2 separate regions of the Homo sapiens genome follow, and region 2 is linked to region 1. The links are chromatin loops, found by intact Hi-C in ENCODE. Cell type or tissue: PC-3. All regions are shown on one strand. Links, peaks and the distances in the headings refer to the core of each region. The heading gives the core; the rest is flanking DNA.

What was found. Peaks named below come from ENCODE experiments on the same cell type or tissue, not always from the same donor. Only the 100,000 strongest peaks of a DNase experiment are listed, where the experiment ranks them.
Region 2: it touches region 1 in a loop (1.9-fold over the local background); 1 of 110 quality-filtered maps calls a loop at or near these places.

What each region holds. Positions count from the first base shown.
Region 1 is chr3:43,945,726-43,961,360 of GRCh38, forward strand. No RefSeq gene overlaps it. Among named protein-coding and RNA genes, the nearest start is that of MIR138-1, 160 kb to the right of the region's middle. RefSeq lists an enhancer at 3,924-3,983. In PC-3, for the core only: no CTCF peak of the experiment used is centred there; a DNase peak (open chromatin) is centred at 8,436.
Region 2 is chr3:43,870,232-43,885,866 of GRCh38, forward strand. The region is part of intron 1 of LOC107986081 (a long non-coding RNA gene); the gene reads right to left. Among named protein-coding and RNA genes, the nearest start is that of ABHD5, 190 kb to the left of the region's middle. In PC-3, for the core only: a CTCF peak has its summit at 9,120 (motif pointing right); a DNase peak (open chromatin) is centred at 9,170; H3K27ac peaks cover 475 bases.

The DNA of each region.
Region 1 (15,635 bases), core at 4,200-12,199:
TATCTATAAGCTCCTGACTGGGGCTGCTGCCCTTCTTTCAGAGATGCCCTGCCCAAAGAGGAGCAATCTAGACAGGCAGTCTGGCTACCACGGCTTTGTGGAGCTGAACATCCCAGTGGCTTTGTTTACACTGTGAGGGGAAAACTGCCTACACAAGCCACAGTAATGACAGGCACCCCTCCCCCCGCCAAGCTCAAGCATCCCAGGTCAACTTCAGACTGCTGTGCTGTCAGTGAGAATTTCAAGCCAGTGGATCTTAGCTTGCTGGGCTGTGTGGAGGTGGGTCTGCTGAGCTAGACCCCTTGGCTCCCTGGCTTCAGCCCCTTTTCCAGGGGAGTGAATGGTTCTATCTCACTGGTGTTCCAGGTGCCACTGGGGTATGAAAAAAAAAACTGCAGCTAGCTCAGTATCTGCCCAAACGGCTGCCCAGTTTTGTGCTTGAAACTCAGGGCCCTGGTGGTGTAGGCACCTGAGGGAATCTCCTGGTCTGCGGGTTGCCAAGACCATGGGAAAAGTGTAATATCTGGGCCAGAGTGTACTGTTCCTCATGGCACAATCCCTCACGGCTTCCATTGGCTAGGGGAGGGAATTCCCTGACCCCTAGTGCTTCCCAGGTGAGGTGACACCCCACCCTGCTTCTGCTCACCCTCCATGGGCTGCACCCACTGTCTAACCAGTCTCAGTGAGATGAGCCGGGTACCTCATTTGGAAATGGAGAAATTTCCCAACTTCCGGGTTGATGTCTCTGGGAGCTGTGGACTGGAGCTCTTCCTATTCGGCCACCTTGCCAGCCACCTCTATGTATCATGTTTTGTTAATCATTCATCTGTGGACATTTGATTTGTTTCTACCTTTTGAATATTATCAATAATGCTGCTATGAAAATTAGTGTACAAATATCTGATCAAGTCCTTGCTTTCAATTATTTGGGGTATATATACCTGGGAGTGGAATTGTTGGGTCATATGACAATTCTATGCTTAACTTTTTGAGGAACCACAAAAGTGGTTTCCACTTTTTGAGGAACCACAAAATTGATGGTGTAATCATGAAGGAGTTGGTCCCTGGAGCCTGTGTCTGAGAGGTCTTGGAGGTGAAGTTGTGAGAAGGTATCAGGGGTGGTGAGAGAGAGACCCAAATGGCTGGACACAGGATGACCTTATAAAGTGCAGCCTTTATGTGGCTTTATTTACAATTTACAATTTAATATTTACACTTTTCCTCCTTTCTGATTTCCACAAAATGCAGCTGTACCTTTTTACATTCCCACCAGCCATGCTGACTGATGTTCTTTTTAATAGTCTAGATTATTAACACCATTGTAACACACCCAACAGGAATCTAAGAGGATGATCTATTTGAACAGGAGAAGAGACCAGGGCCAGGTAGCTACTGCATATCCTTTGTATGCAGAACATCCATCAATCATTAAAGAAACAGCCCTAGAAGTGAATTTAGGATTTGATGTTTCAGAACACTTTAGAAAAACTAAGGAACTCATTATATTCTCAGCAAGTATGAATTCATGGGGATCCAGAACCCTCTTTCTAATGTAGTCTCTTGTTAGACCGTCACTCATGGCCAAACACACAGATGTTCCAGCCAAACTATATTGCATTTTTAATACATTTATATATTCAGTAATCATGTCCCAGCTAAAGTCCCCAGTTAGTGCACTCTGCTCCCGGTGAACTAAGTCACCTGGTGGTTTTTTGCATTGAGTTAGGAAGCATCTCATTATTCAAACTGCAAGTAGCCCTTGGCCTCACTTAGAGGCTTAACTCCAAGTTTCCACATTACTCTTCACTGTGGAAGGGGCAATATTAAGGCTGTGTCCTCCAGGAGTCTGGGCAAGGCCCACATGATCTCTGATCTCTGACAGGGACCCTCCTCTGTGAGACCAGTTGACAAGTGGGAGGAGCTTAATGAACTTCCTGGTAAAGCTTCACTTGGGTTTGCTAGGCCACCTCCACACAAAGGCTGTGCTTTACAAGGTCGTCCTGTGTCCAGCCCTTTAGGTCTCTCCCGCAACACCACTGATACCTTCTCACACCTTCACCTCCAAGATCCCCTAGACACAGACCCCAGGAACTAACCCCTTTCTGATTAGGGACAGAAAGTGTCTAAGAACTGTCCTGTGACACAGACAGCCCCGGGAGGGATCCCACACAGCCAAACAGTATATGAATCTGGAATAAGCTCCAGCCACCACACATGGTGTCAGGTGTCCCTTATTTGTATACCCTTTGGCTGTGCTGGTCACCCTTACAGGGCCTGCCAAAAAAATGATCGACGCCCCTCCTCAGGAATGCTCTAGTTTTGAATCATTTTTATTGTGGGAGAGGTGGGCAGGTTGTATAACTGCAGACAGATGAGCCTTCCAAGAGTGGCCCATTTCGAAGGCATTGGGTAGAGGGCCAAGAAAACAAAGAGGCAATTTCCTATAGCCACATCAGAGAAATGTTGGGCAGGTTGCATCTAAACAGTTGCAAAGAGCTTGGGAAACACCAGGCCACAGGCAAACCACAGCCATGAATAATTACACCCCCACAGTCTCAGTGTGAGGAGGGTTCCCACCGTCTCAGGACAGAGCTCCTAGCTCAGCATGCGGTCTCCAAGCCAGGCCAGAATGTTGGGAAAGGGAGGGTGACTGGAAGCTAGATAGAACCCTGGGGAAGGGGCACTGTCTAGTCAGGAACAGAAGAGCATTGCAAGTACCAGGAGGCACTGGCAACCAGACAACAGGCAGAAATGCCCAAGAGATGCTGCAGGGCACATGTGGTATATTGGAAAGGGCATTGTTTGGGGGTTGGCCAAACATGGTTTCAAATTCCAGCTCCGCTACTGCCTTATTTTGAGATTCCCCCAGACACAGACTGTGAAACAAGGAGTTGGAGGCTGACTTGGTAGAAGACCCCAAGAAACATCAGTCAGGAGTGGAAAGTGAGGGGAGGCATAAGTTAGAGTGAATTATGAAACAGTTACCACTCCAGGAAGTGAGGCTCAGAGATGTTCCCACTCCCAGCCAGAGGCAACAACTGGGATATGTGTCCTCCAACACCCTTCCATCATCGGTTGAGGACATTCACTCTCTGGCACTTCAACTCGTCCTGTGTCCCTTGGAAAGGCAGGGGAACCCTGAGGCAGAAAGTTCGGGGGATTTCCCTTAGCATTTTTCAGTGTGGAAAGGTGAATGTTGAGGGGATACCCACGGGCCCTGACAGAGTCTGCCGTACCCACTTACTAGCCCTGTGACCTTGGGCAGCCCAATATCACGCCTGTAAGCCCTGCTCTCCTGATGGGTGAAGTACAGATAAAAACCCACATTCTTCTGAGGAAAGTGGGTCCTGTTCAATGGAGGGTCCCCGGTTCTGCCAACAACCTATGGGCTTGGTTTGGCTCCTTGGGTCTAAAGGCAGCAGCTCTGTAGGGTGAAGGAGAATTGAGAGCTTCTGGAGCAATCCAGAGGGATGGGGTGTAGAAACAGAGACAATGGGAAGAGAAGAGAGGGAAGGGGAGGTCACAGAGACCGCAAGGACATGTGATTCCCAGAACCCAGAGGTCTGCAAAACTTGAGATGTTGGTGGGAGTGGCTCTCTTTGGACACCTGTGAAAGGGCTGTGTTCTGAGACCAGGCTGATTCAAGTACAAATAAGAACAGTATGTCTGGATGGATGAGCCAAGAACACAGAAACCTAAAGGTCCCTAGGAATTAGTGGAGATTCTGGGGAGGTCTTTGGACCTCTCTAGGCTGCAGAGTTCATGGAAGTCCAATTGCCCCAAAAGCAGCCTCTGAGATGAGAACTTGGGTGTACATGTGTTTTTTGTGGAGGGGAATCCAGGGAAGGGAGTGTGTTAGTGAGTGGGTCTCCACGGTGGGCAACTAGGGCTCCACCCTTAGAGGGATCCTCTGAGGAACTGTGCAGAATGCACCTCAGAACTGTCCCACAGGGACAGAAGGTCGGATGTCTAACTGCAGAGCCCCCGGTTGACAGCTGTCCCTGGAGGTGCAAACACGCAGGCTGAGCAAACTCCTGTGGTGCAAGATGAAGCCTCCTGTGAAGAGAAAGAGGATGCAGGCACTGGAGGAGGCAGCTGTCAGCATGTAGGGAGTGTCCCCGGGCAGCATGGGACACCAAGATGGGCCTGGGGAACCGCAGCATCTGCTCCACCCACCTAGAGCACTGGGACAAGATTGTCTCAGCAGCACATGGGGCACAAAAATAATGACTCCTCCAAACAGCAAAGGTGCTTGGGGGCTGGTGGCTTTTGTGACAGTGGAGCTGCAGCCCCAGGTGAAGCCCAAGGAGTTCAAATATTTTAGAAGGCAGGCTGGCTGGGACTGCATGGAAGCTCATCCGTGCATGGGAAGGTGCTGTAGCTGCCATTCCCCAGCCACCACCCCCTACCCCCCACCAAAGAGGGGCAGGGGAGGCCAGCAAGGATTTCTAGTCCTTTCCTCCAGTTATTTCAAAAGAAAACAAACAGCCGGCTGCAGTGGCTCATGCCTGTAATCCCAGTGTTTTGGGAGGCCAAGGCAGGTGGATCACGAGGTCAAGAGATCCAGACCATCCTGGCCAACATGGTGAAACCCCATCTCTACTAAATATACAAAAAATTAGCCAGGCATGGTAGCGGGCGCCTGTAGTCCCAGCTACTCGGGAGGCTGAGGCAGGAGAATGGCGTGAACCCGGGTGGCGGAGCTTGCAGTGAGCCGAGATCGCGCTACTGCACTCCAGCCTGGGCGACAGAGCAAGACTCCACCTCAAAAAAAAAAAAAAAAAAAAAGAGAGAAAACAAACATTGAATTCAGGGGAAAGTATTAGAACTGTGAAGGACTATATCCTTTAGGATTAAGTTAGTCTGTTAGTAACAAGAGACTCAAAGCCTCGTGGCTCAGACAAGATAAAAGATTATTCCTCTCTCTCTCTAGTAAAAGGCTGGAGCTTCTAGTTGGGGGCTAAGGAACAAAGTCTTCAGGGACCCAGGCTCCTTCTGGCTCCCTGCAGTGCCACCAGGTGTGGTCTTCCCCTCGCGGTCCAAGCTGATGGCTCTCACACCCCATCCCAGCCATAAGAGCCATAAGAAGGGATCAAGAGAAAGGAAGGAAGGGCAAAGCGCAGCACCCACTGTTTTACAGGACGATTCCCAGAAGTCACCATGCTGTAATTCCAGTTACACCCCGTTAGCCTGATCTGAATGCATGGCCACACCCATCTTCAGAAGTGGTTGAGAAGCGTAGTCTGTTTCCTGTGTGACTGTGTGCCCAGCTAGAAATTCTGTTACTGAGGGAGAAGGGGAAAGTGGATATCAGGTTCTATCAGCCACCTCTGCAGCAGCAACCTTGCTAATCACCTTACAGGTCAGGATGCTGAGCCAAAGGCCATCAAGTTTATATTGGGAACATAGATTATATCCTACATACAGCATGTTCTAAGCAATACAATACAATTCAGCCCGCTCCAGTATGTCCCACCCCACACAATGGGCTAACCCTTGCAGCAGACACTATGCCCCACCCCATATCCCCTCAGCCACCTGAGTTAATCTGCAGCTGTGGGAGACAGTTCCTGCATGACAGCTGCCACCTTCTCTACCTGAAACTTTCTCCAGTGCCATGAGAGCTTGCTGTGTCACAAGCAGGCACAACTGAAGTTTGGAGGCATTGATATTCCTGGAGCAACCCTCAAATGGGGATGCTGAGAGTCGATGGGTGTATGTTCCAGCCACCCCAGCCTGCACTGGGACAATTCTAAGTGTGTTCAGCATGGTTTCTCAGACAGGCCCCAGCAGAACTGAGCCCCAGTTCTCCAGTTACCACATCCATTCTTGTATTTTCTCCTTCCCTGTCCCACTCACCCTACTCCCTTACCCCTCCCAATAAACTCCCTGAACACAGGTGCTTATTTCAGGGTCTGCCTTGAGAAAAAACCCAAACAAAGATACCTTTGGATGCCTTCCCTGTAATCATCCACATAGTTAGTGGCTAAATTAGAATTGGAACTTAGATCCCTAGACTTTTAGAACAGATGTTCTTTCCATAGTCCTGGAACAAGAATACGGGGGAATTTTTAAGAACCAGTACCTTGTCAACAAATTACAGTCCTGAAATTGTTGCTCTGGTTTCTGAATCAAATCATTGGCCCACAAAGAATGAATGGAGCAGATTAAAACGCAATAAAGATTCAGTCCACGTATTAAAGATAATAGCCAGGACTGGTTTTGTTAATGAATGGAGCCTGCGCCTCCTCCTGCCCCAGCAATTCTGGGAATGGTTGTTTGATTTGGTTTATTGGTTTCTTTCTTTATGAGAATGCTGTGCACATTGGTAGGAGCTGCTACTCTCAGAGGGCAAAAGCTCCACCCATAAACACAAAAGACTATGCTCTCTGACAAAAGGCCACGGCAGTGAGAAACCCTTTGGGGAACTGCCAAAGTCATCTATAACCTAAAGATCATCTGTTGACCCTGTGGCATAGGAGGGGACCCCACAGCCCTCCACAGTAAAACCCTGCCATCCATTTCCTGTCAAATACGTGTGCAAGTAAACTGAGGCAAATGACTGAGAGGTTGCCAGGAATCCAGGGATGGGATTACTGCCTGGGAAAGGAGCAGAAGGGGGTAACACTCAGGCTGGGCCAGATGGAAAGCCCGGTAGAGTATGGCCTTGAGATCTGGCCCTGCCCCATCCCAAGCCACTGCCCCTGAGCCCCTGTAGCCCTGGCTCTAGGTTGCTGCCTGTGAGCACAGGCTCACACACTGTCCCCATTCAGAATTGGTGTCTCCAGCATTAATAATAATAGTAATAGTTTTATTATAAGCACAGTAATAACAACAGTATCAACTGTTTCTGCTCTTTTTGGCTCAGTGTGTACATAACAACAGCTTTCCAGTTAATATTCCCTTTAAGCCTGATAACAATCCTTATTTTACAGATGTAAAAACTGAGCATCAGCAAGGCCAAGTGACTTGGTCAAAGCCATGTAGCTAATCGAACCAGCCCATCTGCACCCCAGGCCATGTTTCTGACACCATGCCACGCTGTCCCCTGGTTGGCTTTATGTGGCCATCAGCTATTATAGTGTCCAGGCCCCAACACAATCGTCATTTTGACTCTTGCCAGTGAAGACCTGGTTACCCGATCCCCTGCCCACCGCCTCACCACCACTCCTCTCCAGCAATGTAAGGTACTCTGAGAGATGGTTCAGAACGGTCTCGCCTATCACGAGACTGAGCTGTACAGGTGAAACAAGGCAAGGCCCTTCATTCCTTGGAATGCAGAGGTTCTGAAGATGTGGCATACCTGGGCTGAGGCAGTGGGGTGAGATCGGAACTGGGGTCCTCTCATTCCTTGCCTCTTCCAGGAAAGCCTGCTTGCTGCTCCAAAAGGACATTGGGCAAAACAGTGGGAAACCAGGTCCAGGATTGCAAAGTGGCTTTGAAGGGCCCAAGACCCTTCAAGCAAGCAGCCGTCCACACTCATCAAATGGGCAGGGAGGGCTTCTACACTGGGTGGTTCCAGCTGTCCTTTTTCGGGGGCACACTGAGCAATACTTTAACCCTGCATTAAGATTTCTCAGAACACCCAAAGGAAGCCCCCTTGGTGAAATTAGGGCTGATGAATGAGAAGAAAGAAATAATAAAAATGGGGGAGGAAAGATTCTAAAATGATCTGGGATTCATTTCTTGGAGACAGCAGACTCCTTAAATTTTTATACATGGCAATGTGGTGATTAAGTGCTGCTGCCACCAGTAGCTTACAGGAATGAGCAGAGAGACGGAGCTGGGGACAGCGGGTGGCGCATCTGACCGGGTGTGAGTGATGGAGGCCGTACCTGGTGAGCGGCCTTGCACCACGATGGGACCGACTTCCACTGGTCTGAACTCCAAGGACATCTCCGTGCTCCTTTGTGCTCTCTCCTGCATTCCAAATCATGGGTCATAAATCTTCTGGCTCCTGCCTATTTTCTATTTAAAGTGTGTGTGGCGGTGGGAGGGTGGATAGCATACTGCATCTTGGCTGTTTCTTAATAAAATGGGCAGGTTGGTGAATGTTCATGCATATGAAGGACCAGAGGAGTGACTGGAGCCAGGGTTTTCCTAATGCTATTAAAAGACCAGTGAACAGAGGGCTGTCTGCCGGCAGTGTCCAGAAAACGGACACAGTAGCTAATGAGCCTGTGATGGATAGGGGCTGACTCACTGGCAGCTGAGTGCAGTCCCAGAGGGGCCAGTGGCCGGAAGATGTGACTTTCCTGCAAAAGCAACAGGTATGAGCTTCCCAGACCACAATGCAGAACATGCAGAAGTAAAGGTTTCTTGGTTTCTTTGTAGCAGAACTAAGCATGGCCCTACACAGGGATGACATTCAGATTTTATGTACCAGTAACAAGAGGCCAAGCTCCAATGCACAAGCACTTTGCAAGTCCTGCTTGCGGAACATTTGCTGATGACTCATTGGTCAGTGTCATGTGGTCAAGCCCATATTCCAGGGGTGGAGAAATAAATGCCACTTCTTTATTGACGAGAAGTGGTAAAGTCACATTGCAAAGGGGCACAGTACAGGGTAGAATTATTTTTAGCCATGTTTGCAAACAATCTACCACATAGCAGTTCTTGCCTCCAAGATTTTGAAGTATTCTCAGATTATTTTTGTCTCACTACAGTTCATCACTCACTTTGGTTCAGATTTATGTTTTGAAAGTCACTCTAAGTGAAATTAATGGCAGCAATGTTACAAGGGAGGGGAGTGAGGACTTACGAATACTCTGTGGTAAGGCACCTGCACTACCTGTGAAGCGGTATAGTGTTATCTGAATGTGGACTTTGATTAGTTGTAAGTACATATTGTAAACTCTGGGGCAAACAATAAGAACTTTAAAAAAATAAGTATAATTGATATGCTAAGAGATAAAATAGAATCACATAAAATGCTCAGTTAACATCAGAGAAGGCAGAAAAAGAGGGGAAGATTTTTTTAAAGCACCAAAGAACAAGAACAACACATAGAAAACAGTTACAAATGCAATAGTTATTAATCCAGCTATGTCAATAACCACTTTAAATAGAAGTGGTGTAAATATAACAATTAAAGGGCAGGCTGACAAAGTGGATTAAAAAAAAACAAGACACAACTATATGGTGTTTATAAGAAATCCACTATAAGTGTTTCGGAAGATCACTCTAGAGTCTTCACTCCTGTGCTCAACAACCTCTGATATCTTCCATAACCCCACAGGTCCAAGCTTGCTAGCATGACACTTAGTGTGTCTCACAACCTGGCCTTCACCTGCCTTCTCAGCTCCACTCACCTACACCCCAGAACCCTAACTAATCGCCACACGTGTCTTCACGCCTCCATGCATTTTCGTCTTCTCTTTCCACCTGGAAAGTATCCATGGACTCATGACATGTAAGAATTTAATTGACAAAAAATGTCTTGCTGAAAGAGAGAGAAAAAGAGAAAATTTTAGGCACTGTCAGTGATACTAAGCTGAATGGGATTCTAGTATCAAAAGTGTACTTTCTGTCATATGTAAGTTTTCACCTTTTGTGCCAGCTTTGGACCCTCCCTCTTCCAGTTATGCATCATTCTGTTGTGCCACACATCCTTCAAGCCCAGCAGACACATGCCTCCCTCCCCCTGAAGACTTTCTGTATGCCCAGGCTGAGTTTGTTCTTCTCTCCTCTGTGTTCTTATGACAATTTGTGTCTCCAGCTGTTCTAGCACTGCCCCATCCGATGGTAATCATCTTTTTCAAGTAGACTGAGAGATCTCTGGAAAGAGAAAGGATATATTTTCAGCTCGGGATTCTCTTGATTTCCCTTCCCCTCTCCGTGTCCAGTAGCTGGAACCTAGTAGGGGATCATGGCAGGATGGAGGGATGGATGGAGGGATCTTATTTAGATGACCCAAAAGCAGACCCAACATAAGGACTTGGGTGCAGGCAGTTTCTCTAAGAGGTGATTTCAGGAAGCAGAAATGAGTGGGGAAAGTAAGAGAAGGAAGGGAGAAAAGTGAATAAAGACTATATTAATAAATGGGTTGTCATGGAGAAAACAGAAGGGCTCAGGCCCACTGGGGACTCCCTGAGGATGGACCATATGGAATGGTCTCAGAGAGGTCTCCGAGCAGAATAAGGAGTTGGGACATTTCTGTACCTCTTCCCATCTCTCATTGGTTGGTGTAACTGCCCTACTATCATTCACTTCAGATCTCTCCTGCTTGCAGCCAAGACCCTTCCTGTGGCATGGAAGCCCTCAGGCAGGGAATCAACAGCATCTGCTGCAGATGTAAGTGTGCCAGAAGAGTGGGCCATCGGTAATACTGAACTGTAGAGTTAAAAGATTTCCCCAAGCTCTTTCCAACCCAGACATATTGCTTTCATTGCAGATGGTCAGCACTTATTTACTTACTTGCGATCTGAAGTTCCATACTCTGCCTATGTCACAGTTAGTGTAGACATCAAGTCAACAGAATGAGGTATACAACACAGAATCACGTCCTCAAGCACCATCATACAGATGCAAAAGAGCTCAAACACGGGTGTCCAGGAAGGAAGTGCCATTTTGTTGCAACAAAGCTGTATGGTTTTGCTGATTTTCCTCTTAGATTCAATGGTCTTTCCAGCTGTGTGGAAGATATATAAGAGGGAGAGAAAGAGCAATTTGGGGTGGCGGGGGAAGAGTGGAGAAAGAGCTGTCTGAGAGCTGATAATAGAATTGCTGGGTTGAGGCATTTTCTATTGTTTTGTTTTTCTTTTGCATTTTAGGATACAAGAGAATGGGGACTGAAGTGTTACTTGGAATGGATTCTTTTAGCTCAGAAAGAAATTCAGAGTCACTTTGACTTAATATTTTTCTTGTTAGTAACTGGAAATCTCTACTCATCTTGGGGCCCCTGGACAAGGAAAATTTGCCTATTGTGTGTTCAAAGGCACCTATCCCAGAGAACACCACCAGTTTGCTAAGTCACAAACACTTTTCAGGTCACTGGAACATAATATTAAGATACTGGACAGGACTTCAGCAGAGCACATCTGAACCACATATGACTTCCTTCAGAAGAGAGTTGTTCTCACCTAAACAGCACTTGGAAGAAAGCAGAGCCTGAGATGGGGATTCTCAGTTGGGGGTGCCCTCAGAGAAGAATGAAAGAGCAGGGGAAGGAGCTAAACAAGGGGCCCTCAGAGAAGAATGAAGGAGCAGGGGAAGGAGCTAAACAAGGGTGTGGTCTCAGCTGGAGACCAGTCTCAGCCTGTTCCCAAGGGAGCTCTGAAGCATGAATTGTACCCCAGAGTTGTCCCACCCTGAGGCAAAGGAGTTGACTTCTGTAATTCTGTGCCAGTCACTGGTCAGGTTTGTGGATGTTACGGTGACTTGTAACCCAGGGCGGGGAGGTGGCTCCTGTTCCCTAGGCTGAGGCCAGGGCTGGGGAACAGCAGCTATGAGCTGTAAAGGAATCTGAGCAGGGTACCAACAGTGTCCACTACTGAAGGAAATACCAAAGTTCAGGCTGTCTTCATCCACGTTAATAGCTGACGTCAATATACACGTTTAAAAGCAATGTGAATTAAGATTTCTTGGGTGATTCTTTAACATGACCAATCCCCAGCTTGTTGTGAAAGAGGGGCTCCTTAACTGGCTTATCTCAATTTCCTGTGAGTAAATATAAGCTCCTCAGATATTTGCCATCCATTAGATTCTGATATTTTAATTATTTTAATCAATAACTAAACTATTTGGCTCTGGTGAGCTTTGCCATGTTGAACTGTGTATGTTTCTGAGCTAGTGCTTTTGTGTGCCTGGGTCTCAACTCAACTGAGAGCCAAACCCAAAAAAAGATGTTAGTTTGCCAAATTCGAATAGAACCAAATCCATATTCTTTCAACTGGAATGTGAATCAAAAGCCTAAAACAGAAGCAAATGTATACACTTTCTGAAACTACTGAAACAAAGAAAAGCCTGAATGTCAAAATACTCTCAAAACTGAAAGTGATGTTTTTGGTGCAATTTCATTTGGTTTGAGTCACTTGTGGACATTTGTCCCTGATCAGCAGCTGAATCAGTTCTGTCACCATGTTCTCATCTCAGTTCTATTCATTCTGCATTCACTCAAAAATCTCATCATTTACCTTTTCAACGTGCCCCTTAAAGGTGAAGGAGGGAGAGTGGGGAGGGGCTAGTTTTAGAATTGGTAGAACATATAGGGAGGAAAAGACTTGATGAGAAGAAATTACTCTTGTTTAGCTGGAAACTTGCCTGGTTGCTTTTCCTGCATATTAAAGAACAAAATTAACTCCTCGGCTTATGACTCCCTTTCCTGCCTCTCTTATCATCATCCTTTGTTCCTGTAAGAAAATCACGCTGAAGTACATTTTGGCATTGCCCTAGACACGTTAAATTTCAGGCATCGTTCTAGAAGACTGCGGCGGAACAGAGCACAGTTATCTTCTGCAACTTGGGTTGACAGTAGTTTCAGGGCCCCACTGATCATTTCCAGGCAGGTGAGATGGGAACTGAAACTGGCTTCATTTTCCTGAGAACACCCAGGCTGCCCGGAGGCTGCAACTGGCAATGAGTGTCTCCCTGGGCTACAAAGGGACATGGGGCCTGCTGTTCATTTTGGGGTCTGGCAGGATCACATTGATTATTTTCTAATGCCATTTAAAGATGAGCTTCCCCCTCTTTTTTTTTGAAATATTTGCTTACATACATTTTCTCACTTTTCTTTCCGTCTTCCCACCCTTCCCACGTACACACACAGAAATAGCTCACTTCTCCAGAGTGGGAGGCTGGGGCTCCAAGCTCTCCCCGTGTAGGGCTGCGGAAGCCTGTGGTCTCTGGCAAGCAGCCGGGCTGGGAGAGGGGGTTCTGGCCTCAAACCAAGGACGTAATTATCGACATGCTTAGTATCCAGAGACTCTTCTCCTGCGAGGGCTCTGCTAATAACATAATCCGCCACACAGGTCTTTTGCTGAATTCATCTTGCAGAGAGAGAGAGAGAGCTAGAGAGAGATAATAGGGTCCAAAGATAGCCCTTCTCAGATAATCTTTGAGAAAGTTGCTGAAAATGTAAGCCCTTGGACCCAGTGTAAAGTTTGTAAGGAGCAAGTTGATTTCTGAATCCAGACTTAAGGACCTGCACTCACAGCATCCATTTATGTCACAAAAAAAACTCACCTTGCCAAAACAGATAAAACATTTAACTCTAAAATTAAGCAAACTCAGTTAATTCTAAAGCCCTGGCCAGAGGCTTATGCTCAGAGATGAAGGATGTGCTAAATGGCATCTGAAGTCCAATAACTCCATGGGAGACATTTGGGGTTGGCAAGTGTGTTTATGACATTACTGTGAGCATCACCAGAGCAAGTGCACATGTTCACAAAATCCAGGTAAAAAGTTCACAAAGTCCATGATAAAGTGAATGACATGGGTGAGGGGTGCAGGGCATGGTGAATGCAGAACGGTGCCAGGTAAAGGAAGCGCCTGCTGTGCCATGCAGGTAAGTTTAGCTACAGGTAGAAACAAGCTGGGGTTGCCAAAAGCTGGCACTTTTTCCCCAGAAAAACCCAAAATCCAAAATTTTACATGAAATCTCTGATTTTTAAACACTGCGTCCAAATACTTTTTGAGTGTTGTATAGGCCAAATAATGTACCAGTTGTGAGCTAGATCTGACCCAAAGCCTTTTGGCAATTTCCATAGGTGAATGAAAGCTTCCTAGAGAAATTTCTGCTGTTTATGAACTTTGCAGACCTTCGTAGTTATTGTCCACATCACTCCAGGGAGAGCTGGGGAATGCATTTACATTGTCTGCCATTAGAATTCTCCAACAATACTGCTGGATTCAAAGAAACTGAGGGAAGCAAGACCTGCAGTGGGAGGCTGTTTCTCCAGCAGCCCAGCATGATGCAGAAGCCTGCTTCGGCTGAGCTAAGGATACTGCAAGCTGACTCGCTCAGGCAACTGCTCCACCTCATGGGAGGGGCTCAGGGGACAGGCCTCCACCCACACCCACCCACCACAGACAGCTGCTCAGGGAGCCCCAACTGTGTAAACCTTTGCCAGTGGATTCTGAGGAGAACCCCGATATCAAGCAGATTAACGCCGGGCTACTTTGGTTAAAGCACAAGTGGAGGATCCAGGAGAGCCCCAGAGAGCCCCTCCCTCTGCCCTGTAGACACGTTCCCTGAGCCTCAGAACCTCACCCAACAGGCAGAGAGCTGAGCAAACTTGGCCCAGCTGCCCAATCCTTTTGAAAACCCACAGTCTTCCCCTGAGGTCTCTATGAATTCCTGAAGCCCACTTTCTCAGTACCCCTCAGGGCTGCCTCTGTTTTGCTCCGCCCCTACTCATCGCTGTGTGTTTTAGTAAACTCCACTGAAGACAGGAGGGTGGTCACATAGCACAGAACACACCTTCCTCTGCCTTCCAGATGTCCTCCTTATTCCTCTGCTGTCAGGAGCAAAGCTAATCCATTCCCAGGTGGCACATAGCAGCACAGAAGCCATCTGCTGCTTGCATCCACCCTGGGGGCCTCACCTGCTCACCACAGCTACTTTTCCAAGGACTACACTCAGGGTCAACTTACGGGCCTGGTCCAGTTGCTCAGGACCTCTTGCTTTGAAGACCCCTGCACTTGGTTAATGCTCTGCTGTCAGCATCTGGAAATTCGTAACAACTTTTGAATAAGGGACTCCTTATTTTCTTTACACTGGGCCCTGCCAATTATGTAGTCAATCCTGGCTGTACTTCCTTAAACCACACAGTGCCCTAAGAGGAATTTTAGTGCATAACAAATATCTACATCTCTCCGGACCTAAATTTCTTCACCTATAAAGTGGCAATATCAATTTCAAAAGATAGTTGTGAGGCTTAGCTATGACCACAAGTGGAAGAGTGTTGGCAAGAGGCCAGGTAGACAGCAGGAGCTTGTAATCTCTAGTTCCTTGTAGCACGGGGGCAGGGGAGAAAGGAGCCATGAAGGGGAAGGACATGTGCGTGCACAGGCCACATGCAGGTGGCCTACTCTACAGTGGGAAGGGCTCTGAGCTACAGAACCCTTGATGAGATTCCCTATTAATAATAACACCATTTATTGAAAACATATCATGTGCCAGGCACTTTTCACTCCCTACAGTTCATCCTTAGAGCATCCTGAAAAACTGCAACATGGTATGTCCTCATTTTATAGGTGGGAAACTGAGTCATGGGGGGTTCCTTACTTGGCCAGAGAGCTGGTGGCAGAAGAGGAATCCAGACTCTCTTCGGCCTGGCTGCAAACCCCCTGCTCTTTCTGCTCTGCCGTGCATCGGGAATGAAAGTCTTCTCTCTGAGCCGGAGAAACCATGCCGCTGACCCTGTCATGAATAAGCCCAGAGCCCTGGCCCAGGAGGTTCACAGCAAATATTTGACAAATTAATAACAGGAAGCATCAAAGGGAGAGAAGTGAGGTGACCACACAATTTAACATCTAAATCGAGACACTTCTGAGATTGGACATGATCAGGCAACAGGGACTACACCGGGTACACGAGGGCATCTGCTCACCCTAAAGACAACTGCGTGAACTGACATTCTCGTTGCTCTCAGTATTTATTTCTATACTGCTTAAGCTCCTAAAAAGACATTCAA
Region 2 (15,635 bases), core at 4,885-12,884, 75 kb before region 1:
ATCTCTGCATGGTAGGCTTATGAAAAAAGGAAATACCTCAGTAACTGAGTCATCCCCTGAGCTCTGGGAACAGAAAGCCTGCAGGCTGGCACTGTTCTCCACTGCAGAGTTGACAGCTTGTTGGAGGAGGAGTGGCACAAGGTGGGGAGGGGGGCAGATTTCCTCTCCTGACGACTTGCTCTGGTTCACCCACAGCCCCATGCACATAAAGGTCCAGTTTCTGGAAGCAGCCTTAGAAATTCTGTGGAATTTCTGGGTCCCAGGAACTGCCACTTTGCAATTTGAGAATTTAAATATATGTAGATGCTTAGTCTTTTCTTTTACAGAAAGATACAAATTCCTCCAAAAATACATCGTCCTCAATCATTTTTTATTCTTGTGCCTACCCAAATCAAGCCCTAAGCTGTTGAAAGAAAGAAAGTAAATAATAGGGAAAGAGACAAGCAAAAACCAAATCGAAGTTTCAAAAACCAGGTGAAAATCCCACCAGTTATGAGATGGCCTTGATTGGGGGCCAGGAGGGCAGGCGTGGGTTTCCCGGGTCTCTATGTGACACAGTGGTTAGAACATGTCTTTTGGAGTCAAATTGCCTCAGTTCAAACCCCATCTCTGCTGGCCCCCAGATATGAAACTGGGTAAACAAGCCCTTATGAATCAGAATCCTCATCAGTTAAAATCAGACGATGTTAGCTTCTTTCTCACAGGTAATTGCAAAGTTTGCAGGAGATACTAGTGGCTCTTGAAGCACTTGCTATGTGGTGGCCACATGCATTGCTTTTCTTTGTGAAGGATCAACACAGTTGATAAGCACTCTATTAGCCAAGGTCAAGAATTTTATTTCCACATGGCAAACAGAGTGTTTGCTTTGAGAAGAGATCAGGAGGGATGAGGAGGCATGCTGAACAAAATACAACTGCTGGCCAAATTCAGCCCATGGAACCAGTCTGCTGGTTCTCAGCTTTGGAGGCTCAGCAATTAGATTTGTTAATATAACTGTCTTAGTTTGAGTTCCCCAAAGCCAACCCTGAGATGAGGATTCATCTGGAAGCAATTCATTTGAAAAAGATTTATTAGCAATTGTTCCCTGGAAAAACGGGTAGGCAAGTGGGAAAGTAGGACCAAGAAGCAGGAGTGTGACATCCTGCCTGGAGGGTAACTTTGGCTGTTTCCCCCAGGTGAGCTCTGGAGATAGGGCAGGTGACACCTCAGAGTGTCTGGGGGTGGGGGAAGCTGGGGATTGATCAGTCATTAGTCACAGGTAGCCCCAGGAAGAGGCACATCCCAGGCATTTCCAGCTCTCCATGCACACAGGCAAAGTGGGTTTCAGCAGCCTGAGAGCTGTCCTCAGATGCTGGCTGTTAAGGAGAAAGCACAAGAGGTGTCTATGGGCACAAAAATGGTGAAGGGGATCCAAGGAGCTTGGGCAGAGCAAAGCAGCAACTGGTACAACACCCAAAGGTGATAGGTGCCGGGACTGACTTGCAGGAAGCAAACTCCCAAGAGATGGCCACGTTTCCAGGGAGAGACAGAACTAGCCAGCACTTCTGGTTCTCATGTCCAAGGATCCTCAGCCCATGTTCTCCAGGGAAGAAAACCTCTGTTATAAACGGGGATTACAGGGTAATGAGGCACTCACCACCAGAAGCTTGGTTGGATTTCATAATGGCTGAGTCCTGGAGCTTCAGCAGTGATAAGAGAAGGACAGGACTGTTTGTGGGTCAGGACTCCATGTTGCCCTGCCAGAGCTGGAGGCAACAGCATCACGGGCAGCCTTGTGGTGCAATAAGAGACATGCTGCCCTTGGAAGTCAGGTGGAGCCACGTTCCAACCCCGTCTCTTTCATGTTTGAGCTGCGTAACCTTGGGCCTCTCTAAGCCTCATCATCTAAGATCTGCCTGGAATGCCTGCCACCCCAGCCCTTGTAGGGTCGATTCAGAATCAGTGTCTTATACCTCCTCCTTAAAGAGCCACGGGATTCCTGCTCTATGTGAGGGAGCTGTTGCTCAGAAAAGAGTACATGACAATTATCATTGCCTGTGTCTTCCCCTTGGCTAGCCTCCCTGTATTTCGTTGCTCCTCTTTCCCTTTCTTTTTGAGAAAAGGGAGTTTGTCTCAAACTCCCTGAAGCCTGCCCCCTGTTTCTCCCCACCTGGGCTGCTGCCCCCTCTTTTTGTCCTTCCCTCTCATGTAGTCACCACCCTCTGTCTTCATTCCCCCAAGCACTGCTAACAGGATGCTGTTGTGTGTCATGGAATCTGATTGAGGCTGGGGAGTAATGAAGGGGGGTATGACAGAGCCCAGAACAGGAAGCAGCTTTCTCTGCAGTCCTGGAGATGACTGTACTGGAAGGCTGCCGGGCTCTCCCCACCCCTGGGGAGCATCTACTCATCCTTCTTATCCCCAGGCCTCCCCTCCCTCAATGCTGATGGACCCCTCTTGCATGACGGCCCTCTCTCAAGCACACGCTCCCCAAACCTCTCCCAATGCTGGCTGACCAAGGACAGGTCTCAGTGCCTGTGGCCCCATCAGGTGGCCAGCATGGCTCTTCATGGTCTTTACCCCCTTTCCCTCTGGTCTAGACACAGGAACCTCATTTTTCTCTACCATAAACAAACAAGAGGAAAGAAAAACAGAAGGCTTCCCCATTTTTTTTTTTTTTTTTTTTTTTTTTTACAAAAATGCAGCCAAGCCTAAGAGGCTAACAGGGACTTTGTATTTTTCCAAGACGTCTGGATCAAACGGCAGCTTGGTTTTCACAAGACCATCCCTTCCAGACGCTTATTGTTGCTCCCAACCCCACAAGCCTCTCGTTCCCTCTTCTCTTGTTCCCCCTGTGTTCCCCGCCCCCAACACACACTGCCTCTAGCTCTTGAATTCCTCCAATCACAGCAAGTCTGGGCTGCAGCCCTCCTGCCTCTTTAAGGTGACTTGGCATTTCTCTGTGTGGATCCATTTTTGCATGCTTTATGGTTTAACTGGCAGAGGGATGTCTTATTTCCTGATCTCCGAGCTGTCTCAGGCAGTCTCTGCCAACACCCCATGGCACACCATGGGTGCCCTCAGACCTTGTCCACAGCAATCAGCACCTACGCCCTCTCCCACTGCCTGGCTGCTTTCAGATGTCACCCTTAGGTTTTACCCCATCCCATCACCTGCAAGGCTCTGGAATTCTTTGAAATATTTTAAAACATTTTTATTACAATGAGAATGCATGTTTATTACAGAAGAAAAATTGAAAATGTGGGTAAGCAAATACAAATGTCAGTCTTAATCTACCGTGTAGAAATAGTATCTTTTAAGATTTTGATAAACATTCTCCCAGATTTTATTTTCTATGAGTATGCATGCATATCAGTCAAGACTCTCTTGGTTACAGGTGACAGAAAAAACTCAGATGCCTCAGTACAGGCTGAATTGCACCTTCCCACCTCCCCTCTAATTCATATGTTGAAGTCCTAACTCCCAGTGCCTCAGAATGTGACTATATCTGGAGATGGGGGTCAGTAAAGAGGTAACTAAACTCAAATGAGGTCATCAGGGCGGGCCCTAATCCAGTGTGACTGGTGTCCTTATAAGAAGAGACTAGGACATAGATTTAGACAGAGCGAAGATTATGCGAAGAAAGAAGGAAAAGGCGGCTGTCTCCAAGACAAAGAGAGAGGCCTCACGGGACGCCAACCCTGCTGACACCTTGAGCTTGGACTTCCAGCCTCCAGAACTGTGAGACAGTAAATTTCTGTTGTTTAAGCCCCCTAGTCTGTGGTACTTTGTCATGGCAGACCTAGCATGCTAATATACCCCTCAAACTAGCCACAGCCCAAAGGGGAATTTGTTTGATGGATCATACACTGCAGGAACAACTGAGGTGCAGCTGGGCCACGTGAAACAACTGGAATCAGGGATTTGAAAGCCACTAGGAGCTCACCTCTATCTTCCATCTCTGCTTCTCTGACTTTGTCCTCCCAGAACCAGCTTCCTGTACATGGCAGGGAATGGCTCCCCCATTTGCAACTTAAAGCTTCATCACCTAGGAGGGACTGGCCTTTTGTCCCACTGCTAGTTTACAAAATCCTAAAGAAGGATTTTGATTGGCTGGCCTACGTCATTGCCCAGCCCAAGACCAATAATAGACACAGCAGCTAATTTGTTCAGCAACTACTCTGTGCAAAGCACTCCATTCATTCTACTAAATAATTTGCTAAACATGTGGGGTTATTATCATTATGATTACACCTTTACAGATGAGGAAGCTGAGTCATGAAGTAGTCAGGGAACTTGTCCCAGGGCACACAGGGTGTGAGCAATGTCCCTGAGTCCAATGTGGGGTGGCCAATGAGTGCAGCTAGCAGGTCCTGTTTTTTGTTTTTTGTTTTGTTTGTTTGTTGTTGTTTTTTGTTTATTTATTTATTTATTTATTTTGAGACAGGGTCTCCTTCTGTCTCATCCAGGCTGGAGAGCAGTGGTGCAATCATGGTTCAACCTCCCAGGCTCAAGTGATCCTCCCACCTCAGTGTCCTGAGTAGCTGGGACTATAGGCGCATGCCACCACACCTGCTAATTTTTTGTATTTTTAGTAGAGATGGAGTTCACCACATTGCCCAGACTGGTCTTGAACTTCTGGGCTCAAGGGATCCTCCCACCTTGGCCTGCCCAGCCTAGCAAGTCCTTTCTAAACCAATGAGTCAGTGCCAGTCTCCCATAGTCCCTGTAAATCTTGCCACACCCTTCAAGTATCATCCACTATGCAGCCACCTTGCTGGACAAAGGGTGCCCTCTGAGATCCTGAGAAAAGGCCACAATGACTTCTGGCTGGCAACTCCATCATGCCTTTTATTCAAAGGCTGCAGTGGCTAATACAAAGAGAGGCCAGCAGGGTAGTAAACAATCCCTAAATTGAGAGCCTGGGAACTCAGAGAGCCTGACCAGCATCTTGCCCTAAGCAGTCCTGCCCTGTGCTCCAACCTAATGGGATCTCTGAATTCTCCTTGGGCTTTCCAGGCAGCAGAGGAACTTGGCAGGCAGTCTGTAGGGTGAGTGATTCTTTTGTTTTCTACCTCTGCTTTCTCCTCTCCTTCTTTCTCCTATAACTTGTGGACTGAGACACATGCTTGAAGGCAGGTGTCCACTTTCATCCAGCCCAAGAGGCAGGCACTCCCAGGGCCCCTCAGCCCACCCTACCAGGGATGGCACTTCCTCTTAGGCCACCCAGGCTTTCTCCTTGGGCTGGCTGGAGCAGGGATCATGGCCAGAACCTTGGGAAACTGCGCAGCGACCCAGCATCTCAGGGATTCACTGGGCCTTTTCATGGAGATCACTCCACCCAGGATGCTACCTGTGTGAAGACTTGCTATATTCATATTTTTTTTTTACAACACTTAGTTTTAGAAGAAGAAACAAGGCCCAATGAAGTTTAAGAGCTATTCAAGGTTGTACAGAATGGTAGGGCCATCTTTCCAGCATGTCCATGCTGCTTTCTGGTCCTGCTAGTTGAACTCTATCCCCATGGACACCATTCAGATCACGTTGCTTGAGGAGCCAGGTGGGGACTGTGTTGGGGCAAGAGAGGCATCATCTGGAGTGAAAAATGGAAGGGGACACCAAGAAACTCAGTAGTCAAGATAAATAACATTTTTGTGCAATAGTTTTAAAAAAACATATTGGCCAACTGTGGCCCACGGGCGGGCTGTCTGTTTCTATAAATGCAGTTTTATCAGGGCACCGTGGGCTCATCCAACCTGTAGCACTTTGCTGCTATAACAATAGAGCCTGCCAAAGACAGAGTGAGCTTCCCTGAGGCATCTCTTACTTTGGTGCTGAATTAGTCAGGGTTCTCCAGAGAAACAGAACCAACAGGATGTGTGTATATATATATATAGAGAGAGATTTATTTTAAGGAATTGGCTCGTGTGATAGTGGAGGATTGGCAAGTCCAAAATCTGCAGGGTAGGCCAGCAGGCTGGAGACCCAGGGAAGAGTTGCAGTTCAAGTCCAAAGGTGGTCTGCTGGCAGAATTCCCCTTCTGATGGGAGGCTAGTCTTTTTCTATTAAGGTCTTCAACTGATTGGATGAGGCCCACTCACATTATGGAGGGTAACCTGCTTCATTCAAAGTCTACTGATTTAAATGTTAATCTCTTCTAAAAAAAATACCTTCACAGAACATATCGAATAACAAATACAGTTTAACAAAATATCTGGGTACTGTGGTCTTACCAAATAGGCACCTTCTATTATTATTGAATTTCGGATTGCCATCTTATTTTCTATATGCATACATTATTTTTCTTTACAGCAAGAGAAGAAAGCCTTGCATTTGGAAAGAAGAGACTGTATTTTACATGTCTTCCCATGCGCTTGCATTTTCTAGCGTATTACTTAGCACAAAACAGACACTAAATGTTTGTTGTTTGATGGGAAACTATTAATTTGGCTACTTTTTTTGGCTTCTGATTAATTTATTTATTCGATCAGAAACTTGTGAGGAAACTTTGGTTACTTTTCAAAATCCAAGCACAAAATAGTTGAGGTATGAATATCAGAAAAACAGTCCTTTCAAGAATATCTTCTCTTGTTCTTCCAATTGTGCCTTAAAAATCAGCCTCCAGCACTTGACCTTTGAGAGAGCTCTGTGTGAGAGGAATCAAAGCCCTGTCAGTCTTTCTCTGTGGAATGCGGGAACTATTCCTTTTGCAATTTCTTCCCTCTAAAACTTAATCCTAATAATAATGAAAGTGATTTATCAGATTAAGACACAAATTAATCCTGTCAGAACAACTTGATGTTATCATGTTTAATTTCAAATTTAATTATTTTGGTATTTAATTACAAAACAGTTACTTTATTGTAATTATGTATCATTTTAAAGTAGAAAGAGGCCAAAAAATCCCTGATAATGGGCTACCCTGAGGTATAGCCATTTTTCGTTTATCTCCGACATGTATCAGCCCTGTTTCTTGATTTTCCTGTAGCTTAAGCTTCTCTTCGATGTATTCTTTAATTTCTCACTTCCTATTTGTTTTTGGTCTCTTCTTTACTCTCCTAGAACCAATATCCAAAGCACATTTTCACCGCTTACACTGATTTCTACTACTAGGCTTGAAAGGTTTGAAAATATCACCTTAAACAGCATCACTCTACCTGCTTCCACCTTCTGAGAGCAAGGAGCTTGTGTGTGGTACTTTAAGTCGGGAGTTGCAAACTTCAGTGTTTTGAGTGTCATCCTGTCAGTAGGCATCCTATGCTAGCATGGGCCAGGACAGCAGTCAGCACAGGTGCCGGCCACAGCTTTGCACCACAGCCACTGGGTTTGCTAACTTTACCCCTTTGGGAATGAAGGTCCTAGGGAAGGTGCCAGTCTAGCTGATGGATGGGTTCTCCCAGGGCTCAGGGAGCTGGCTGTTTACTCACAGGCATGGGACTATTTTGACATCTCCACCACTGGTAGAACTTTACCAGAGCACACTGGTTCAGCCCCATCCCTGCCCACAGGGACCAGGCAGGTTAGGAAAATGGGTGAAGCAGGTGAGTGTTCCGTGGGGGGGTGGGGATGACAGGGAAAGGAGAATGTGCCCCACACCAAAAAAGTATCCTGGTGATGATCACAGCAGGAAGTTTTTCCAAGAGAAAGCAAAAATCCAGATTTTTTAAATGAGAAAATTTCAGATTTTAAAATGTTTGAAGCCAACTCAAGTTTTTGTTCAAACACCTGTGGCTCAACTGGAATATAGCCAGGGCTGGAGCTGGCCCTTGGGAGTCCCCTCCCCCAGCTTTAAGCCAATGACTCTCCCTTCACCACTGGGGCTCTGTCCTCCCACCTTCTGTTTAAAAGTGAGGATGGGCTCTGGTTTCTGCTTAAGATGTAGAAAGCTGGGGAAACATCATTTCCACCCTTACGATGAGAAAAAACTGACCATTGTGCAAATTCACAACTTTTCTTGAACCTATAGGAGAGCTGAAGCCACAGGGTAAACAACTCAAAATCTAAAGAAAGACAAGTACCTGTAAGGAAAGAGGGGACATCAGCACTTGCTTACCTAGAACAGATGTCACCAGATGCCATACTAGTCAGTGAGAAGAGTTCACCTAAAATTTTTAATGACTTGCTAAAGCCTAAGTGAGGTTAGTGTGAAAATATGGAGCCCCTGGGTGCCACAGACGCAGGTGCTGTGTTGAAACTCTAACCCCAGCCGGGCACGGTGGCTCACGCCTGTAATCCCAGCACTTTGGGAGTGTGAGGCGGGTGGATCACGAGGTCATGAGATCGAGACCATCCTGGCTAACACGGTGAAACCCCATCTCTACTAAAAACACACACACACAAAAATTAGCCGGGCATGGTGTGGGCACCTGTAGTCCCAGCTACTGAGGAGGCTGAGGCAGGAGAATGGCGTGACCTGGGAGGCGGAGCTTGCAGAGAGCAGAGATTGTGCCACTGCACTCCAGCCTGGGTGACAGAGCGAGACTCCATCTCAAAAAAAAAAAAAAAAAAAAAAAGAAACTCTAACCCCTAAGGTGATGGTATTTGGAGGTGGGGCTTTGGGGAGGTGCTTAGGTCATGATGAGGGCAGAGCCTCCATAAATGTGACTAGTGCCCTTATTAAAGGAACCCCAGAGAGAGCTGGCTTCCCCTTCTGCCACATAAGAACCCAGTGAGAAGGCAGCCATCTCTGAGGAAAGCCAGCCTTCACCAGACAATGAATCTGCCAGCACCTTGATCTTGGACTTACCAGCCTTCAGAACTGTGAGAAATAAATTTCTGTTGTTTATAAGTCACGCAGTTTATGGTATTTTGTTATAGCAACCCAAAGAGACTGAGACACGAGGGAATTTGTACATACTAGCAGGCTTTTCTTCCCTGATCTCACCAAGCACTCATAAGAAAGATTTGGAGCAGAGCAAGAGTCCTGAGAAAGCGTCTTTCGTGGTGCAGCCCTTGGGCAAGGGAACAGCAGCAGCTGCTGCAGGAACAGTAAGAGGTCCTTCCTCCCTGTGGAATGATGATAAGTTGCTAAGAGAAGGGCAGCGGACTCCGCTGCCTTTAGAGCACCCACTGCAGCTGGAGGAAAAGAACAGAAAAAAATCTCCACCCCTGAGAAAGAGGCTCAAACTAGTAAAAGTCTCCTACAGCTGGGGGCAGTGCAGAGTCATTTAGAAGGCCTCATTCTTGAGACACCGGCATGGTGCCTGCCTGACAGGTTGAATCAGAACAAAGAACGCTCCTTCTCCCACCCACACACTGTGACTGGGTCAACAAGTGTCAGGTAACAAGGGACACCATCTATTGCTAGGACAGGGGCAGGAGCATTGCTAGGAGAGACAGCCTCTCAGAGGTGCAGGTGCAATAATACCTGAAGCTAAGATTGAAGCAGACACTGAGAAAAACCCTCTGGAAACAATTCGCATGTCCTACAACTGGGGAATAGATTAAGAAACTGTGGTGCATTGTACAACGGAATACAAAACCGCAAGATAACGGACTGAACTACTGATACACTCAATGACACAGATGAATCGTACATGTGTTGTGTTAATTCCTACATACTGTAGGATTCCACATACATGACATTTGTGCAAAGGCAGAACTATAAGGACAGAAAACAGATCACTGGTTGCCAGAAGCTGGGATTGGGGCAAAGATTAAACACCAAAGGAGAACAGAGAAATTCTGGGGTGAAAGAATTGTTCTTTATCTTGACTGTGATAATGGTTCCAAGACTATGCTTTTCTCAAGACTTGCAGAACCATACACTAAAAAGGGAGAATTTTACTCTGGGTAAATTATACCCTAACAAAATAATCAGAAAAAAATAAGGGTCATTAAATTATCAGGTCAACCATCAGTCCATATCTCTTGACCATTTTTTATTTTAAGTTGGTTTAGTTGTCCTAAGAGAAGTAAAAATCAATAGCAAAGGATGAGCACATGAATAGGTCAGGCTCCTTTTAACTGTAAACGACAGTAACTCAGCTCTATCTACCTTAGGACCAAGAGTAATTTGATGAGAGGACTGTCTGTATCTCTCACAGACTGGCAGCCTAGGCACCTGGAACAGCGGGAAGCAGGAATCCACTTCTGGTCCTGTGTACATCACTCTCATTGCACACTGGCTTCTTCTAAATGGAGGTGAACATGGCTCTCAGCAGCCCCCCTGCCTCACATTTCACAGCTTCACCAACAAGGAGGAACTATGTCTTGTACTCTAATTCCAGTTCAAAAGATCCCAGGGAACACTCTGATTGGCCCAACTGAAGCCAATCAACAGTGGCCAAGAGGAAGTGATCCTGTGATTAACTTCCATAACACATAGTTGGAGATCTAAATAGACAAAATATTAATTGTCTATTGCAGCTTAGCATAATTTTAATGCAAGAAATTTTTTTTTCTTCTCCAAAAGATGCTGAAGTTCTCCTTCTGGCTTTAGGTCATTTTAGTTTTGTTTAACAAGCAACTATTGTGAATCTGCTCTGGGGTGAGAGGTGGAGGAACCAAGAAGAGTAGGACAAAGTCCTTCCTTTCAAAAACCCACATCACAGTCAAATAGGGGAGACAGCTACATAAGTAGCTCATTGCAAAGTCCTGTGATAAGTGCTATGAAAGCATAGCTGGAGAGGAACCACCTAACCAAGTCTGGGTCACAGACAAGATTTCCTGTAAGAACTGATTTTGGACAGTCTTGAAAGTTGAGTTAGAAGGGGAAGGGCCTTCCAAACAGAAGTGTAAAATCCAAATGATTACAGGGGCATGGTTCTCACAATTAATCAATTGACTGTAAACCCCTCCATGGGAGAGGTCAGGTCTTTATGATAAAGATACAAATACTTTACTTTTTTTTTTTTTAGCATTTTATCATTTTCAGAACACTTATCTAACAGAAACAGTACCACAAATAGGGAAATAAGAACAAAACAAACTTCTGAGAAAAAGATGAGTAGATTTTCTTCAACAGTGCTCAGCCCACACACGCCCCACTGCAGTCCCAGGAATAGGACTGGCCTGCAGGTAGGTTAATTGCTCCAAGATTGGGGCTTTGCAGGTGGGTGTGGTGGAATCTGAAAATGGCCAGGAACTTCCAAGTTGCTAAGCAATGCCTCATGGGGCCTAGACTGGGCAGTGAAGGTCGATGCAGACCTGTGAGAAAAGCGAGCATCAAGGAATTTGAGTTCTAATGAGTTTAAAGAACCAAACATGGGAATAAGGCCACAAGGAGTTGGAGGGAAAGAGGGTGAAGTCTGAGATGGAAAGATTTCTGAGATTGTGTAGTTCTAGCAGGTGGCATGCTCCATAGGATGTGGCTGTGCCAGGTTTGCTGAAGAGGTCGTGGGGAAGATAGTTATTGGAGGTGAAGAGGTCAAGGACCTTTGAGACAAGATGTTGGATGTCATTGAAGTCATCAAGGTTTATGGATAAGCCTAGAGTGGAGAGCAAAGCCAAGAGGCAGGTGCGAAAGCTTTCAGGGAAGAAAGGAAATGACCAGGAGGCTATGAAAGATGGCCACTGGGAGGGGAGAAGGAAGTAGAGATGGATGACAAGAGCTTCAAGAAGAAGGCCTTTGCATGGGCATGGAAGAGCCAGGTCCATGAGCAACTGCAGAGTCGGTGGGAGACGGCCATCGCTCCACTGGCAAGATGCTCCTAAGCAAGACAGAAGAGCTGGAGATAAACGAGCAGCCCACACTCAGGAAGTAAGTGACAAAGCATCGGCCAGCATCGAAGGTGCCAGCATAGCAAATATTTGCCGAACACCAGATTCTGCCTGAATGTAAAGATCAGCTCAGTGTTCACCAAAGTGTAGCACTGCATTACTTTTCATGAGTGAGATGGTCATTTTCTCAGTTTAAGACTAACAATCTAAGACTAACATCTTATTCTACTGTGTATTAGAAAAAATATATGCCACTTTGGGAGGCTGAGGCGGGTGGATCACCTGAGGTCAGGCGTTCGAGACCAGCCTGGCTGGCTAACATGGTGAAACCCCGTCTCTACTAAAAATACAAAAATTAGCCAGGCATGGTGGCAGGTGCCTGTAATCCCAGCTACTTGGGAGGCTGAGGCAGGAGAATCACTTGAACCTAGGAGGTGGAGGTTGCAGTGAGCCAAGATCACACCATTGCACTCCAGCTTGGGCAACAGAGCGAGACTCCATCTCAAAAAAAAATATATATATATATATATATATATTTTTATATCTATATTGAAGATATATATATATATTTATATATCTATATTGAAGATATATATATATATCTTCATGTTTACCTGGAGAATTCATAGATATTATCGCTTAGAATGAGGCTAAGGTTTAAAATAGGGCCAATTTAAAAAAAATATCAACTAAATAATAAGAGATGGTACACAGGTAAGGAGGAAAGTGTGAAGGTGGTATGCAAATACCCAAAATGTGAGAAACACTGGCTTATCCCATTTACTTTTCACAACAACTTGGTGAGTTAGATATAGCTGTAATTCCCATCTGTGTATCAGGGCTTCAAGGCTTGGGGCGTGGAGTAACCTTCTTAACTACCAGGAAGCAGTGCAGCTAAGGAAGCTGCAGCTCTGCCTTACAACCCCGAGTCTAATCACCACGATACGCTGCAGCTCCAATTCACATGAAGGAAGGAAGTCCCAGGTCTCTGTGCTACTCAGGCCTCCACCAGTCTTGGTCCTGGGTATTCTGAAGACACACAGTCACCCACGGTATTTTTTACTGAAGTATTTTAGATGCTGGTTCAGCCCAATTTCTTCTAGAATATTTAAAACAAGAACAAAACATCCCCACAGCATCTGACCCTTCATGTGCAACCTCAGGCTCTTTCCACAGTCTCCCCCATGCCCAGCCTCTGCCATGATGGGCTCTGGGAAGCACAGCCCCTGTGGAAAGCTCTGGCTGCTTTCCCAGCTCCCAGACTCACATGATGAGCCATGCCGCCAGACACGGGGTCTGGCTTCCCAGAAGATAGGATAGGCGATGTGGCCCAGAAACACAGGAGAGTTGACTCCCTCACCCCTGACCAGTGGGGGACAAGAGGTAGGAGAGAACCAGGGATAAATCCCCACTCCATTCCTCCATGATGGGCTGTTTCGAGGCATGGCATTTCTGTAAATCTGTTCAGAGACATCCCCCATGGCAGAATGACCAGCTGGGCCTCTTGCTGAAGCAGGGCCGGCTCAGCAAGACAGCGCCTTGCATTCCCCCCACCCTTTCCCTGTGTTCCTTCCTTCACTCTCACTCTTGCTGCCCTAGGATCGTACCTTCCCCTTACATGGCACCTCACGCTCTCTATTCAAGGGAGGCTGGGCTACGTGAAACCAAGCAGGGATTTCCATCCTACCCCCGCCAAGCCCCCAATCTCATCCATAGCGATTTTAAAAGCCAACTTCAAAAGTGCAGTGGGCTACTCTCTCACCTCACAGGACTTCCAGAGGAGTAAAGTGACCTGCAGGCAGGGGCTGGGAGGTGAAGCCTGCTTGAGTAGAGGGTGCCATAGCAGCCACTGTGCCTCTGTAGGCCCCTCAGCATTCGGGTGGGGCGTCCAGCGAGGCAGACCACATCATCAAATGTGCAGAGACGGCAGGTGGACACGAGTGAATAGGGTGAGAACAGCAGCCATGAGGCTGTGCAGTCTCACCCCCGCTGGGTGCTGGCTCTCCCTGCCCCTGCTTGATGGGCTGTGGGCTGGCAGCAAGTCCCTGGGATATTCCCCTTAGGTGGAGGAGGGGAAGCACCTTGTGGAGAGAGACCTTTGAACTGGACAGTGATCGAATTCCTGGATTAGACTAACATTTTTATTGGATTAGACTGGGCTTTGCTGGAGTGGACTGAATTTAGTGTTCCTGCTGCCAAGTGGGAATGAGAGCTCATTAAAGAAAGTACATGCAATTATTATTATTTTTTAAGTGCAGTTGAATTCTCCCAGGCCCCACTTTAATTTGGCCAGGAGCCCTGTCCTTGAGTGTGAACCCTGAAGAGAGCCAACCAGACTCTGGCACTTGGACAAATAGGGTTTGTTTTCTGTGGCTGGAATCACAAGGCCTCGGGTGAACCAGGATGTAGTCCAGCGGTCTAGCACAGAACCTGTCTACACAGGAGGCCTACCTGTGCACCCCCAACCACAGAGATAATGGAAATAAAACATCAGCACTTCAAGTACACTTTTAAGATTCGATTTACTGTTTGTATTCATTGTGAACATAGCTCCAGTATCATTTTGCTGGGTTTTGTATGAGCTGGGTGTATGTGTGTGTGTAATGGTTAAGAGCTCAGGCTCTCTGATCAGATAGACCTGATTTGAGAACCAGCTCTGTCACCAGTAATGTAAGCTTGAGCACGTTCTCAACCTTTCTGAGGCTCAGCTTGTCATCTGAAAAGTGAGCTAATCCATACCAACCTCATTGGACCATCGTGAGAAGCCAGACCCAGCTTCACTCACCATCTCCACCATTCCCGCCATGCCCACAGCCCACTTCCTGCTGGCTACTCTCTGCTTCCACCCTGCCCCAACCTGGATCCAGTCTCTGCCCAGATCTGTACTCTTGGGGAGGTGGACACTGTGGACTTCACTGGGCTCGTAGCCCACTGGTCTCCGGTTGGATTTGGCCCATGGCAGGTGCTGGCAGGGCTGAGGCAGCGGGAGGAGGGAGATGGGAGAATCTCTCCCTGCCCCCCCCTCGCTCTGGTGCCGACTGTGCCCCTGGCTGTGCCCCTTTTGTGGCTCTGGCTGTCAGTGGACTCTGATTCCCTCCTTTGACTCTTCAGGCCTAAGGTGGCCCAGCATCACTCTGAGGTTACTCTCTGGGGACCTCAGCATTCTTTAGGGCCCCCATTTGCCCTGTCCCAGAGATCTGCAAATGATCCCTTCATACGTATCGCCATGGGGACCGTCAGGGAGAATTATTTCTCCTACCTAACCTGGGGTGATGCGCTCCTGGATTAGTATTTAACTGGTAATTTTCTTAAACAAACTCTCATTTTAAGAATCTAAACTATTTGTTTGACAGGAATTTCATCTCTCCATGTAATTATGGACTTATCCTGGTTTTGATCTTTCCTAATACACATTAAAATAAACAAACACCTTTTAAAGTAAAAGTGTTCACCACATTCCACCTAAAATCATCACTGGTACCCCCATGGCCAGTGACACCCCAGGAAAGGACTGAGTCACTGTATGTGAAGCTCTCAGCTCAGGGACACACGCTTTTTTGTCTGAGTACTGTCCTTAAAATAAGGACCCAAGTTGTCACATGGCGGCAATCCAGACATATGGCAAACCCACACCACGGAGAAACGCGTTTCTTCTTAAACTACCTATACTTTTCACAGAAAACACAACATATTCTCCTGTTGATAATAAAAGATGAGTGCCTCCTACTTCACCAGCACCCTCTTCTCCCCACTGCAGAAAGGTCAAGAAATGATCTACAATGGCCCAAAGCCCCGCCCCGTGCAAACATCAAGTCTTTCTGAAGTCCATCTTCAAATTACAAGCATTTTAAAAATAAACTTGGTGGATTCTTGCTGAGATTTTCAGACCAAGAGGCTGAATAGCTAAGACAGAACATACCACTCTTTGTTAAAAAAGAATATACCCAGAAAGCTGGGTTCAACTTCTTAACTAGGTTGAGCTGTGTTCTCCTTCC